Regions from separate parts of the Homo sapiens genome. Here region 2 is linked to region 1. Evidence: chromatin contacts called from ENCODE Hi-C or POLR2A ChIA-PET data. All regions are on one chromosome and are shown on one strand. The core of a region is the stretch at or near the end of the contact, and the rest is flanking DNA. Distances in the headings are between cores, read along the strand shown. Region 1 overlaps OSER1-DT (OSER1 divergent transcript). Region 2 overlaps HNF4A (hepatocyte nuclear factor 4 alpha).

Region 1 (3,035 bases), core at 434-2,933:
GTTATCCATGACCTTGGCAAGGAACGTTTTGGTGAGATAGAAGTCTGGTTGCAGTAGATTGAAGAAAGGGTGGTGAGACAGAGACACAGAGACACACACACACACACACACACACACACACAGAGAGAGAAGGGGGGTGGGTGGAGAGGGGAAGAAGTACAGCCACTGAGAGAGAGAGAGAGACAGAGAGAGACCGACCCAGAGAGAGAGAGAAGGGGGGTGGGTGGAGAGGGGAAGAAGTAGAGCCACTGGCTAAGGCTCCAACAGGGAGAAAAGGACAGGAGCTCTGTGGGGAACCTGGGTAGAAGGGGGCTTTGTGGGTTTGGGGTTTGCTTTTTTTGTTTTTGGTTTTACTATGACAGAAGACATGATGTGTGTTTGCATATACAGAAGAAAGTGAGTTTCCTGAGAAGGGAGGAGAGCTGGGATTGGTTTTAGCTAGGAGGAGGGAAAGGAGAAAGGATGGCTATAGAGACAGGCAAAGATAAGGGATGGAGAGCAAGATTTCATATCTATTGGTTTCTGAAAACACAGATATACTTTTCTGGTGAAAACTTCTCTTCTCCCCCTCAGGCAGAGTTAGATGCTCATGAATACATAAGCTGAAAATGAAATACTTTGAAAAATGATAGCTAGCTGAGTGTCAACACTTGAGGGGCAAGATTGGTTTTGAGCATATGGAGGGTAAAGAAAGAATTCTTGAGAGTTAGGCTGAGCCAGGAAACTGCAATACACTTTCCTGAACTGTGTTCAAATGTGGAGTAAGCTGAAGACTCTCACCAAGACACAGCTCAGTTCAAACTGAAAAACCAAACCCACCTATTCTTTAATTGGGCAGATATAATAATTTATGAATTCCTAAAGGCTTAGCTCAGCAGCTTTAGAGCAGGAACTCTAAACTTTGTTTTGTTTTGCACAGGTTATACACTGACATGATTCAAAAATCAGAACACAAGGTATACACTCAGAAGCCCGGCCCCTCCTGCTGGCCCCCAACCACTTCCTGAAACACTTCTTAGTTACTTGTCTAGCTTATCAGTTTTTCTTTATGAAGATAGAAGCAATACAAACATATATTCTTAGCTGTACGTCGTGCTTTTTTTCACCTATATCTTAGAGATCTTTCCTCAGCGCACACACAGCTTCCTCAAACTTTTTCCCAGTTATATAGTATTTTGCTTTGTGGATGCACCAGTCCTGTACATACACTTCAGTTGTTTCTGATCTTTTGCTATTGCAGCCAATGTTGCAATGGATCATCTTTTACATAAATTATTACATATAGGTACAAATGTCATCTACAGGGTAGACTCTTAGACTTGTAATTTTGGTAGATATTGCCCAAATCAACAGGGCTGTCAATTTCACAATCCCACTGGTAATGTATTAAAAGTCCTGCTATTTATTCTCCCGACTCCCCCACCTCCAGCCCCATCCACAGGGCATGCTGTCAAGCTTTGGGATTTCTGCCAATCTGACAGGTTAAAAATGGTATCTCCGCATACTTTTTATAAGCACTTCTCTTTGAAGATTGAGATTGAGCATTTTTTCATAAGTTTAAGTGCTATTTGTATTTCTTTTGCTGTGAACCGTCTGCTCATGTCCTTTGCTCACTTTCTCTATTCGGCTGCTGCAGGAGAAGTCCTTAACCAGTGGTCTGTGGCTTTCTCGGAGGAAGGGAGGGAGGGCTGTCTTGTGACTCAGATAAGGTTAAGAATTGTAGGGAAAAAAACCGCTCACCCTAACCTGATACCTATTTTGTGGTATACATAGAGATGTTTAAGTTTTAAAAACTTTTAACTGAAGTTTAGTTATACGCACAGAAAAATGTACATATACCACATTATAGCACACACTCCTATAACCAACATCGGGTCAAAGAACAATATTACCAGCACCCCAAAAGCCCCTCTCAACACTCCCTTCCAATCCTTACCACATGGAGATTCTTTCTTCTGCAGCTTTATTTCTTGATTCTATTCTAAAGGCAAGTGATCCACAAATCCCGGGTCTTCCACAGTTTTGAAGCCACAGTGAAGGGCTTCACCAACGGTAAGGAAAGAGGCCCTGCAGTCCTAGGGCTCCCTCTGCTGGTGATCAGCAGCTACCAGGAAAAGCTGCCCCTCCCCTCCTGGAGCTCTGAGGATTGACTGGAGTCTTGGAAATCAAATTGGTGCAGGCTTAATGGGAATCGGCACACAGGCGCATGGCTGAGGCATCAGAGTCCTCCTTTACCTCCTTTACTCTCCATCCTGTTAACATTTCGGGAAAGCAACTATCAAAACAATAGACCACAGTAGCTTGGGGGCTATGAAGAGAATGACAAGAAAGAGCGGCGAATTCCCGCTTCCCAACCCTTGCCTATTCCCCATCCACAAAAACAGGAGGCTGTTGTGAAAGGTCCTGCTGCTTGAATCAACTGTCAAAGGCATCAACAGTCCCCAGTCATGTTTCCAGAAAGCCAGTAGACAACTGGAATTATTTGCTGAGATGACTGACTGACTGATGGACTCACTGGCTCCTGTGGTAGGTACAGCTCCTATTCTGGTGGACTGCATGCGAAGTCCCATGGGACAACGGGGTCGGGCCATTTAACACACACAGGGGAGCAGGAGTTGAGGGAGGGAAAGTCAACATAATAGGTTTTTCTTGCCCTCCAGAAATTTAGAATCTAGCAGGAGATACAAGAAATGTACGGGTAAAGGGCTGAAAATAAGTTCAGGAGGGACCTGAAGAAGCTCCAGGTGAAATGTTACTGTGGTCGTAGAGACAGGGAGGGGACCTGAGCTGACGAAGTGGACGGGTGGTAGACAGAGGAGCTGGAGGCTCTTCAGTTGTAGGGAGGGGCAAAAAACAGATGCCCAGAGAAGCCAACAGGCCCCCAGTGGACTCTCATGGTAGAAGAAAGTGGGGAGGATCACCACCATTGAGGCAGGTCCTTAGGGCTGTGGCTCCAGGAACTCCATTTTGTCAGGGTACCCAGAGCCAAACAAATTCTGCGGGATGGACTATCTGTTGACTGAAGATCTATAAGC
Region 2 (3,129 bases), core at 97-2,596, 190 kb before region 1:
CCTGACAAACAGACCTGCTGCTCCCTCCCTGCTCCCAGGCCCGCTGTCTCTCCTGGATTAGATCAGCCTCCTCCTGGGCTCTGCTTCTGCCTTGCGCCTGCAGTCTGTGTTCCTCTCAGAGACAGAGGGATCCGTTCAAGTCATGTCGCCTGCTGCTCAAAACCAGTGCCTTCCAACCTCACAAGTCCCCAGGGCCCTTCCTCTCCTCTCGGATCGCACCTTTTACCGGCTTCCCCCTACACACTCTGTCCGCGAAAACCCGCCTCCCCACCTGGACGCATCCGCACGCTTGTAGGCTGCTGTGGTCACTGCCTGGGGTTCCCTTTCCTGCACAGCGCAGCAGCATCTTCATTTCACTCCTGCCTCTGCACAAATGTCGCCTTTCAGACACCCTCTCCAGCCACCCTGTCTAACACAACATGACTCCCACCCTGGCCCTGCCCCCCATGCTTTATTTTTCTTCAAGTCACTTATTGTAGAATTATTTGTTACTTCCTTTACTATCTGTCTCTCTCTGAGAAGGAAAGCTTCAGAAGGCCAAAACTCCATCCCTCTAGTTCACTGCTGTAGTCCCAGCCACCAGAACAGGGCCTGGTTCACAGTAGGTACTCAATGAATATTTGTGCAGTGAGAGAACGAAGGCATTGGAAGAGACAAGCTCTAATTCTTTTTCTTTTTTTTTTTCGAGATGGGGTCTCATTTTGTTGCCCAGGCTGGACTGCAGTGGTGCAATCATAGCTCACTGCAGCCTCAACCTCCTGGGCTCAAGCGATCCTCCTGCCTCAGCCTCCCGAATAGCTGGGATTATAGGCGTGTGCCACCACGCCTGGCTAAATTTTTTTTTTTTTTTGAGAGACGGGGTCTCATTAGGTTGCCCAGGCTGGTCTCGAAAACCTGGCTTTAAGTGATCCACTCAGCCTCACAAAATGCTGGGATTACAGGTGCGAGGCACCACACCTGGTCATAAACTCTAATTCTTATAAGAACCCTATTTCTCCAGGGAACATTGACACCCCAGCTATTCAACTTTCTCTTGATGTTGACACATTGTTAAAATCAGAGAATAAAAGTCAAATCCTTTGCACTTGAGCCCGGGAGTCAGTGGATAGAACAGAAGTCCAGAGGCAAGCAACCTCCTCTCAGACCACCATGTGGACGGGGCCAGCTCAGAGCACGGCTTCCCTGACCGGGCCGTCCACCCCACCCGCCCACACCCCTCCCACGGCAGCCTCCTGCCAGCACCCGCACCCACCCATCAGGGCGCCGAGTGGCCGGCGGGCGGAATGAAAGGGCTGCTGTCAGCAGCTGCGGATAGGGCTCCTCAAGGTTAGGCGGGCGTTATCAGTGCCCGGCGCGAGCTCAGTCACGGAATGATGTTTTCCAAATGTTTGCTCAGTATTAGCAGGGTCGGGGACCTAATGTAACTTCTATTGAATATTAACCGACCTGGGCAGAGGCGGAGAGGTGATGAGCCTGTCTTCCCAGGGAACTCCTGGGTAGGGGGCTGTGGGGAGCAGGGCAGGGGCTTCCGAGGAAGGCCTCTTCAGATGGCCCCTGGCCCATCACCTACGCTCACCTCCTGCAACTCTGGGTCCGCTTTCTGGGCTGGGTTTTTGATGCCAGGAGCCGAATATTTGTCCTGGGCCTGACAGCTTAGGCCAAGGCAGGTGTCTGTCTCCCTGGCTTTCGGTTGCAGGAAAGAATTCTTGACCTGCTGTTGGCCCACTGACCCCCAGGGTTCTCCCTGGATTCTTTGGCCTTCCAGGGAGCCCCTTCCAGCCATGGTGGACTATCCTGTGGCAGAGACTTATAGGCCCATGAGACCTGAAGCCCCTCTCTGTGGTCGAGAGAAAGTTTCAGCCATCTAGATCAAGAAATGTGCCTCCCAAGCTGATCACTGCAAGTTTCACTCCAGGGAGCTTGGTGTCTGCTCAGCTCTGGGGAGCCTGAGTTCTAGACCTGACTCCACCCCTGACCCGTCACATCACCTCTCTAGCCTCAGTGTCCTCTTCTGTAAAGTGGGGAGCAGGTAGATTTGATGACCTCTTATAGACTCAGCTGGTCTTGAAATCCTACCTTTCCAGCTCACACTTTCTGGTTCTCAGGGACTATTTTAGGGTTTCAGTCCTCAAATTCTCCTAAGGTCATCAAGAAAAAGAAATAAAAACTTGTCCCAACTCTCCTGGCCAGTGAGACTTCCACCGAGACTTTCTTTTGGCTTTGGGAGCTTCCCAGCAGGCTGAGGAGGGGTGGTGGGGCCTAGAAGACAGGCACAGCTAGGAATACCCTCATTTCCTATGGCTTGACCACAGTGGCAACTGAACACTTTGTCACTCTGGCCCGTTCTCAAAACAACCAAGTGACTGCATGTGTCATGATCTTCCAGGTAACCCAGGCATGTAAACAAACACTAGCATCGACTAACCCACGCTCACTCGCCATCAGCCAACTCTCCTATCCTCCGGGCAGCATGTCCGTTTCCCTGGGCCAGGAAGCAAGCAGCTATTTTCAAGGCTGAGCTAAGGCTGAATGGTCTGGGGCTCTCATCCCCCTTCCAGGAGCCTAGTAAGGGGTTTGCTGGCTTTGCAGCAGCTCAAGAAAGGGCCAGGGGCCGGGCGCAGTGGCTCATGCCTATAATCCCAGCACTTTGGGAGGCCGAGGCGGATCACCTGAGGTCAGGGGTTCCAGACCAGCCTGGCCAATATGGTGAAACCCTGTCTCTACTAAAAATACAAAATTAGCCAGGTGTGGTGGCACATGCCTGTAATCCCAGCTACTTGGGAGGCTGAGGCAGGAGAATCACTCACACCCAGGAGGTGGAGGTTGCAGTGAGCCGAGATACTGCCATTGCACTCCAGCCTGGGCAACAAGAGCGAAATTCCATCTAAAAAAAAAAAAAAAAGAAGGGACCAGGGAACAAACACACCCATCCTAGTGGGCAGTGTGACTTGTGCAGGTAGGTCAGGGAGTGAGGAGCGAGACTCATAGGGCTGAAGGGTTCATTATCCAATGTCCTCATTTTATAGATGGGAAAACTAGAGCCCAGAAGAGACAGAAATGTCCCTAAATTACACAAGTGAAAATGACTCTGGATGTCTAATAAAAGACATTTATAACAACTGACCACAC

The links. A loop is a pair of places that touch in the nucleus more often than their neighbours do. ChIA-PET counts read pairs that join two places held with the same protein, here RNA polymerase II (POLR2A). Pooled maps may share reads with other maps.
Region 2: a map of Caco-2 shows a loop between it and region 1 (6-fold over the local background). The contact joins two enhancer-like sites. A Hi-C loop is called at or near these places in 1 of 168 maps with a recorded cell type or tissue (Caco-2) and 1 of 50 pooled maps. POLR2A ChIA-PET finds 5 or more read pairs at or near these places in 3 of 52 experiments (Caco-2, HepG2 and MCF 10A).

Annotation. Positions count from the first base shown.
Region 1 is chr20:44,216,584-44,219,618 of GRCh38, reverse strand. All of the region lies in intron 2 of OSER1-DT (OSER1 divergent transcript), which reads right to left. Among named protein-coding and RNA genes, the nearest start is that of OSER1-DT, 7.1 kb to the right of the region's middle. Within about 2 kb of position 1,683, at least 6 of the 41 ENCODE cell types and tissues checked have a DNase peak (open chromatin) inside an H3K27ac peak, as active enhancers do.
Region 2 is chr20:44,409,613-44,412,741 of GRCh38, reverse strand. The region is part of intron 3 of HNF4A (hepatocyte nuclear factor 4 alpha); the gene reads right to left. Among named protein-coding and RNA genes, the nearest start is that of MIR3646, 3.1 kb to the right of the region's middle. Within about 2 kb of position 1,346, at least 4 of the 41 ENCODE cell types and tissues checked have a DNase peak (open chromatin) inside an H3K27ac peak, as active enhancers do.